2 separate regions of the Mus musculus genome follow, and region 2 is linked to region 1. The links are chromatin loops, found by intact Hi-C in ENCODE. Cell type or tissue: gastrocnemius. All regions are shown on one strand. Each heading gives the region's core, and the rest is flanking DNA. Links, peaks and the distances in the headings are about the cores only.

Region 1 (4,393 bases), core at 297-4,296:
GTTACCATGTACAACTTTCATGTAGGTGCTGAGGATCCAAGCTTGGGTCCCCATACTTGCTCAGCAAACATTTCACCCACTGAGACATCTCCCTAGTCCCTGGAATAGTCCTTAAGAGTTATTATGCAAATGTATATTTAGAGGGGTTTTTTTCCCCAGATCATAGTGTAACCCTATTGTAAAAGAAAAGAAAAAACAACTTAAAAAAAAAGATGGGGCTGTCTTGTTCAGTTAAAGATGCTCACTGCCCACGTCTGACACCCTAAGAAGGAACCTCAGAACCCATATGGTGGAAAGATCAGATCCCACAAGTTGTCTTCTACCTTACTCTCTCTCTCCCTCCCCTCTCACTTTCTCTCTCTCTAATACACATACTAAATAAATAAAAGAGGAGAAGAAGAAGAAGAAGAAGAAGAAGAAGAAGAAGAAGAGGAGGAGGAGGAGGAGGAGGAGGAGGAGGAGGAGGAGGAGGAGGAGGAGGAGGAAGAGGGGAGCATTCAAAACCAGGTAAAGGTGCTTGCCACCCAAATTTGACAACCTCAGTTTGATCCCCAGAACACCCACAAAAAGGTGGAAGGAAAGAATGGACTCTGCTTATTGGGAGCCAGTTGCTGCTTCTCTGAAGCAGAGAGAAAAAAAGAGAGAGAAGAAAAGTCTGTCTGCCAGGCAGAGTCAAGGCAGGTCAGGGCCTGCTGGCAGATTTTCCCACCTTCTGGGGCATGGAGAATAAAAGAGGTGCACTTGAGGCTCAAGGTGAGGGGCGAGGGGCTTAAGATTTTATTGACTTGGTGGAAGGAACAGGGAATTTTTTTTGTGTGTAAACAAATGTCTTGTGTATATTTCAACAAGTTGTTTCTGTTAGCTTGTGGCTTTGCTTCCCATGGTACTCTAGTATAAGAAGGCAATGAGAAATACACTCGCTGCTGGCTTGGTATTGACCTGCAGCCCTCCTGTATCTGTGTCTTGCATCCTTTTTCTAGCTCTTCTTTAATCATCTTCACACTTCCATCAGAGGACTGACTTCGTTCTGGCTAGACTGGTACATCTGATATCCACACTGGTGCCATCTCTCTCTCTCTCTCTCTCTCTCTCTCTCTCTCTCTCTCTCTCTCTCTCTCTCTCTCACTGTCTCTCTCTCTCTCTCTCTCTCTCTCTCTCTCTCTCTCTCTCTCACACACACACACACACACACACTTTTAAAAAGAAAATGAAATAATACTTACCATCTTCCCAGCATAATCACATATATTCTACAGTGTAGAGGAACCAATTTGAATGCTAACTTGGCAAGTCCTCTGTGGGATCCCATGGCTCCACCTCACTCTTATGATGGACAGGCTGACAGAAAGATGGTCTGATTTGGATACCAACATCTTCTCCCTTCATAAGTGCCAGAGCAGAGCTACTATCATCTGTGCTCAGGTATTCCAGGTGCCGGGCACTTCAGCATCCAGAGTCCCTCAGTGACAAGCCAAGTCATTCCTCGGGCTAGAATGTGATTGTACTCACAAGGTTTCTATTGCTGAAATGAAGATGGGGTAGCTTTGTAAAGAAAAGAGGTTTACTTAGCTTGTGTTTGGGGAGGCTAGACATAAAGCAGACTCGCTCAGGCTCTGGAGAGGCATCTGTGGCTGGGTCACCTGGAGAATAAGAGTCTGTGTGAGAGGGGCAAACATCTCTATATAGGAAGCCATGGAGAGACTGGTGGCCCAGGTACAGACATTTATGACAACTTGGTTTCACAAAAAGTCACCCCACTGTTCCCTTCTGAGTCAAAACGCCCAGTGACCCTCCCACTGGGTCCCGCCTCCCACCTCATCCCACCTCTTTTCTTTTTAAAAATGTCATGTGTATGGATGTTTCTTCCGACATGTAGGTCTGTGCCCCATATGTATGCCTGGTGCCTGTGGAGGCCAGAAGATGGCATCAGGTCGCCTCTAGAAGTGATGTTGGCTTTAATGAGAGCTAGCCAATCTCTGCAGTTGCACCCGTGCCACGTTAGTTATGCAAAATTTCTGATGACATCTCTGGTCAGAGGACAGAAACAGAGGCTAGGCTGTGCCTCTCAGTAGCTAAGAGGACCAGAATAAGTTTTAAATCTTTTACTTATTGGTTTATTTTAAACCTCCATGGACGTTATTTTGTTTTCTCCCCTATCTGAAAATGGAAACAGCAACTGCAGTAACAGCATCTTGAGGGTTGTTTGGAATTTTGCAGATGGTTTACAAAAGGATGGTTCAAAACACAAGCCCATCTTCATTTAATTTATTTTTTCCCATCCCTCGTCTTTTCACTCTGTAGACCAGGCTGACCTCGAGTGGGAGATGAGCATGCCTCTGCCTCTGCCTCTCTGCCTCTGCCTCTGCCTCTGCCTCTGCCTCTGCCTCTGCCTCTGCCTCTGCCTCTGCCTCTGCCTCTGCCTCTGCCTCTGCCTCTGCCTCTGCCTCTGCCTCTGCCTCTGCCTCTGCCTCTGCCTCTGCCTCTGCCTCTGCCTCTGCCTCTGCCTCTGCCTCTGCCTCTGCCTCTGCCTCTGCCTCTGCCTCTGCCTCTGCCTCTGCCTCTGCCTCTGCCTCTGAATGCACCAAGGCACTTGGAGCTTTGTGCTTTGAGCCTGTGATGAGGCATATCGCGGTAAGAGTTCATGGTTGAACATACAAGACAAGATGAACAGAGAGCCAGGGTACACTATTCCTAAAGGCATGCACACCACACCCAGCTCAACATTAGTCCATCTTCATTCATGATACCTGCAATAAACCTTGCCCCTTCCCTTCCCTTCTAATTTCTATTCATTTTTCAAAGATGAAGTCAAATTCCTTGCTAAGCAATTGTGGCCCTTTTAGTCCTGACACAGGAGAAAGAAAACAGAATCCAGACTGAATTGAAACAGCCTGGGAATTTTTATTGCCCCAGGAGAATGTGTGGGCAATGTTAGCTACCACAGCAGCTCCTAATGCCCAAGTAGTCCTTTCTGAGAGAACTTCTGCTGTTTTAAGGAACATCTCCCCCAAAACACCGAGGAAGGACTCTGGATCTCCCTGTGGCCAGTAGGTATCCAACCTAACAACTGAAAAGTGAGAAACTCCACCTCAGAGAAGTGGGAAACTGGTTAAAGGCTTGAAATGTGTCTCACGCAAGAAGCTATGTCAGTCCCAGCCAATATAAGTGGGAGCCCAGAACCTCTCCAATCCTTATTAAAGTTCACTTAGAAATCACCTTTTTAATAAAAGCTTCACACATCTCCGGCCCATGTCCTGCTCTGCTTGACATAAATATTTCCTAAGTGAGCATGATATGGCCACACAGCTCTCACCTACACACCAAGGCTGTTAGGCTCTTTTTGCTTCTCATATAGATGGTGAGGTGCTTGGGATGCCGTGCTAGAGAAAGTTTATTGGTGACAGTTTGCTGATCAGTCATATCCATGAGGAGTGTCATTTCCTGGAACAGGATAATTCTCTTCCCTGATCCTAACAATCCAATATTGGGACCTGATGTCCTTGAATATTATCTATGTAGGTTTAGTCATTGGGATCCTTGGAATCTGATGTATTATCTATGTAGGATTAGCTGTGACCCAACTATAGATGCCATTCAGACTCAAACAAAAGTTTGATGAATCATAGAAGGGCCTTCCTTCCTTCCTTCCTTCCTTCCTTCCTAGGTTCCAAAGATAATCCCAACAGCAACAAGGAATAAAAGAAAGACATTTTGGCCTAGCAGAGCAAGACCAGGTTACAAGCAGACTAGTAAAGTTGAACAAAGAACCATCAAAAGGATCTGCAGAGATAGTTCAGTGGTTAGGACTACTTGCTACTGATGCAGAGGGCCCAGGTTTGAATCTTGTCATCTACATAATGGCTCACAACTGTCCTAACTCCAGTCCAGTGACTCCAGTCTCAGGGAATCTGATGCCTTCTCTGACCTCCACAATTTCTAGACACTCACATGCTGCACAGACATACAAGCAGGCAAAACACTCATACACATACATAAATAAAATGATCAAAAGATTTAGAAGAGATGAGGCACACTCGGGGTGATATGGCCATTTGCCAGGGAAGCAAGGCTAAGAGTGGGCAGCTTTGAGGAGAGGTCCTCAGGTCCTGAGGGAACATGGCTCAAGAGCAAGCAGCAAGGCCAGGTGTACCAGGGCCTGCAGACATGTAAAGACTGAAAATAACAGGTATGGCTAGGGTATGCAAAAGCAGACTCCTCCCAGAGTGTCAAAATGATTCATATTGGTGACAGACTTTCCTAAAGGCAATTTTACAAAAATATGCCACATTTAAAAATATCCCTACATATGAGCAAACATTTTCTGAGAACAGTTTTAGAACCAAGGAAGGAAGGAAGGAGAGAAAGAGGGAGGGAAGGAGGGAGGGAGGGAGGG
Region 2 (4,393 bases), core at 290-4,289, 54 kb after region 1:
CAAAGAACCCTTAAGTTTGCACTTCATAAAGGTGTTGTGGTGCATCACAGGCTAGCACCTGCAGGAAGCTTTCACCTCCTCTGAACCTGAGGGGCTGAGGGTGACTTCAACCTGATTAAAAAGCCAGAGAAAAGCCTGGATGAGGCAGGTCATGAAATTCAGCATTGTAGGGCACTGACTGAGGCAGAGGAGAGAGGGAGAATTTGTTGAGAGTCACAAGTCTATTGTGACTCTCATGGTACTGTGATAGAAGGCCACAGCCCAAGTAATTTCCAAATAATGGAAAGATTTTAAATAAATAAATAAATAAATATTATTGACTTCTAGTTCAGGAAGTGGGGAAGTTTAGAACTAAGGTACTAGCAACTAGTGAGGGCCTCTTGCTACATCATAACACGGTGGATGGTGGATAGAAATCAGAAATGCTAGAGAAGGAAGGGAAAAGGAGAAAGAGAGAAGAGGAGGTGGAGGGAAAGATAAATGAAGAGTTAGAGGGTTCAGATCCATTCAGGTGGTAATGTTAATCCCATTCTCTGACACCTCTTAAACTACCTCCCCATTCCTTAGACCACACTGTGCAACTGAGGCTGGCCTGGAGCTGCTGCGATCATAATCATGTGTCACCACAAAGGACCCATCTATTAATGCTCTTGCAGTAATTAAGTTTCATTGTGAGTGTTTTGAATGAGCAAACTGTCCAACCATAGCAAGGGGCAAGCCAGCTCTGTCCATGCTAGAGACAAGCCAGGTTTGTCCAACCATAGCTAGAGGCAAGCCAGATCTGTGAAACCATAGCTAGTGGCAGGCCCGGTCTGTCCAGTGTTATGCAAAGAAAGCAGTAGCATCCAACAGGTCACACAGCACCCTATGCTATGCTTGTTTATGACACATGAGGCCCTTTCTGAAGCTTGGGTCATAGAAACTACTGCAGGAGCCAGTACAGGAAAGAGTTTCGTAGTAAGGCTATGAATGTGACCTTTATACCTATTAGCCACTGGGGAAAAATACAGCTCACAACTTTCCCAAAGCCTTGCTTCTTTGAGGTTATCGTGGAGGAAGGATGTCCTCACTGGAAAGGCAGGTGAGGTCATCCAAGGTTCACTGTCCTCAGAGACACCCTCCGTGCCAGGACATTACAAACTCTGAGAGCCGGGGGGCTGGGGGGGGGGAAGAAGGGGGTAGGTGGCTTCCTCTGGCTTTTACATCAGCTGAGCTGAGCTGCAATCCTGACACCAGCTATTCCTAGCAAAAGCAGGTTCGCAGGTTGAGGACACAGCCCCCCCAAAGACTACCATTGCTTCTAATGTGAGTTTATAATCTTAGGGGTTCCCAAACTGCTACTCATCTGCCTAAAAAAAAATCAGGGTTTCTCCTTACCCCCTTTTCTTTGATAATTTTCTTTTGATACTCTCAGGACAAACAAAACAAAGCAGCCACCACACATTATAGATGTGATTTCAATGGGGTTTAAAATGGTTTGTTTTTATTTGTGTGTCATTTGGTGTTCCTATGACTGTATGCCATGTTTGTGTGGCTTCCCAGAGAGGCCAAAAGAAGGTTTTGGATTTCTCTGGGGTTGGAACTATAGGTGGTTGTCAGGAACCTGATGTGCGTACTGGGAACTGAACTAAAGTCCTGTGGAAGAGCCACAAACACTCTTCCCATGGTTACAGTTTTACTGTAAAGAACTTGTAAGAGTGAGTCACAAGAAGAGGCCTTTAGAGCAGTGGTTCTCAACCTGTGGGTCATGACTCTCTCATGGGGATCATATATCCTGCATATCAGACATTTACATTACGATTCACAACAGTAGCAGGACTACAGTTATGAAGTAGCAATAAAAATAATTTTATAGTTGGGAGTGGGTCACCACAACATGAAGAACTATATTAAAAGGTCACGCCCTTTAATGATGTTACATTTCTGTTGTTGTGTTTTTTTTCCTTTGTCATTTTAATGGAAGCACTGGTAATCACTCTTTTTAAACCTTTAAAAACACCAAAGTTTAATATCTAAGTCAATTTGGGGGTGAGAGGGGAGAAACACTATCAGGACCGTCTCTCCAGAACAAAACAATGATGTTCATTCCTCCACATGTCCAAATTAAAGGTCTACTGAAACCAAAATGAAAACCCAACCCCACACAGAGGAAAAAAGGATACTAAAATCACATTTTAGGGGGTCAGTACATTCCACAGTCTTTGCTGGGCTGTCTAATTGTCCTTCAGCTGACTTTAAAAAATTAACATCCTAACTCATCAAAATATACATTTTCCCCATTGGCTTTTTAAAATTAAAAATAATAATTAAAAAACACTTGAAGGAATTCATGAGCAGTTGCCTGGCTCATTTGATGGCATATACGGCATGTGGAGGTCAGGAAGGAGGCTTGCAACACACATTCAGGGGATGCTCATCTTTAAGGCTGACCTTTCTTCCAAACAGTGTAAAATACCCTCAATTCCAAGTATGAAGGGACACAGACAATCTCTCTTAAGAATTCTACAGGATGATACAGGTGCCCCAGCTGTTCGTCATAGAGCGACAGGGCTTCAGTCAAGTTGACACAGTTCCCCTGTGTGAAGTATTTTCCATTCTGTTTCAGAACCTTCATTGACAGGTGGAGAATCAGTCTGAGGAAGTCCCGTGTGGAATCTTCTGGAGATGCAAAGATAGGGACAGCTATCTGTCAAATCACTAATCACATAATCAAACTCTCTCCCTTCTTTGGCGTACCTCTTCAGTACTGGGTTGCAGTCTTCTATAAGACCCTGATAGCAGTCTCCTTTAAGATTGCCTAAGACATCTCCATATGTTCTCTGCATGTATTTCTTACACCCATCAGTGACCATTTGGTCAATCTCTACCATAGTGACCCTCTTTGGTTTCAGTTTGACAATTTCACATAATATGCCTCCATCCCACCTCCCAAAATCCATATATCTTTGCCAGTGTAGTCTTCTTTACCATTGCCCATGATGGCCCGGGTATATGCCAAGTCACTCTCTGCCAAATTAACATCCCCGCTGAGAACGCGAATATTCCCAAACTGCTTTGAGTGTAGAATTTTAATGTTCTGATAGGGTGAATCTTCATCATACACCACTTCATCTATGTCATACTCAACCAGGCGCCCATCAGCAGTAAGCCAGTATCTGCCAATGGCCCCTCCTCAAACTATGGGTGGTAATTGCTTCACCTGCCCAGTACTGTCTTGACTCAATTCTTTAATTTTTTTCTTCTATTTTGTTTAAAAGGCTGTCAGTTTCTTGTTTGCCTTGCACATCACTGTTGTAACTCTGAAGGTCCAGCAACACCAATCCATGTGGACAAATTCTCAAATTGGCAAAGCTGCCATTCTTGTTTGTGTACGTTGCTAAATATCCATGGTCCTGCCAAGTGTGCACTGACTCTGTCATCCCCTGCTCCTGAAAAGTGGACTGAAGGCCTTGCAGAATGGTCTCACCATCAGCTTTGGCGCCGAGCATGAAGTCGAGCATGCTGTGTCTTGCTGTTGCCATAGAGTGGGGGGCCCTGTGCCATGCCTGGGGAGGCAACCTGGGGAGACTGAGGGACCACAGCATGTCATGCTGTGGGTCAGCAGGGGATGGGGGAGCTGTTGTTGTGTTTTTGCTAGGAAGCCTCACCTAAGAGGATATTCTGATCTGACTGCTACTCTACCACACACCCCAGATTGTCTAACGAGAGTGCCCTAGTTGGTTTGTTGCTGGATGTTTTGAGCATCTAATTTGGTATTTATTATCTATCTCCTCTCTCTCTCTCTCTCTCTCTCTCTCTCTCTCTCTCTCTCTTCTTATCTCTTCTATTTGTTCTTTTACTTTGGCTTTCTTTATGGTTAATAAACTCATCCACGCAAAACTGAAAATACGGTTATTTAGATCATTATCCAGCCCATACACAACAGTCACCGACAGTCACCTTGTTCGTATAAACTTGGGAGTGACCCACGGCCCACCATGACTACTATAGACATCCCTACCACTTAGGGAATTCCAAGGGTTTAGAAGTTATGCCCCAGGAGTCTAAGACGAAAAACAAATTCTTTTTTTATGTATACAACATCCCATAGACTGGGCCAGAAAAAGGACTGCCGTTCCCTTGGCTTCAGTCTGTATCCATGGTCTTGACATGCTGTAATTTTAGTCACTGCTCAGAATGCTTAGGGGGCTGCATTGAGAGTCTGCTAGGAGTAACATGGCCAAGCACTCATGACAGCTCTGACATAGGGAGCAGATGAAAAAGGGACAGTCAGAACATGCACATACTGCACCCACGATGCCAGGTCTAGGGGGTTATATCTTTTTTTTATTACATTTTTTTATTTGGGAAGGGCACATGTATACCACAGTGCACATGTGGAGGTCAGAGGACA

Evidence for each region. A loop is a pair of places that touch in the nucleus more often than their neighbours do. Peaks named below come from ENCODE experiments on the same cell type or tissue, not always from the same donor. Only the 100,000 strongest peaks of a DNase experiment are listed, where the experiment ranks them.
Region 2: it touches region 1 in a loop (2.1-fold over the local background); 1 of 42 quality-filtered maps calls a loop at or near these places.

What each region holds. Positions count from the first base shown.
Region 1 is chr6:72,016,270-72,020,662 of GRCm38, forward strand. It overlaps 9130221F21Rik (RIKEN cDNA 9130221F21 gene), which reads right to left. Exons shown (of 3, transcript NR_046180.1): 2 at 1,224-1,640. Among named protein-coding and RNA genes, the nearest start is that of 9130221F21Rik, 24 kb to the right of the region's middle. In gastrocnemius, for the core only: a CTCF peak has its summit at 1,915 (motif pointing right); no DNase peak of the experiment used is centred there; H3K27ac peaks cover 245 bases.
Region 2 is chr6:72,070,633-72,075,025 of GRCm38, forward strand. It overlaps the pseudogene Gm8952. Among named protein-coding and RNA genes, the nearest start is that of St3gal5, 25 kb to the right of the region's middle. In gastrocnemius, for the core only: no CTCF peak of the experiment used is centred there; no DNase peak of the experiment used is centred there.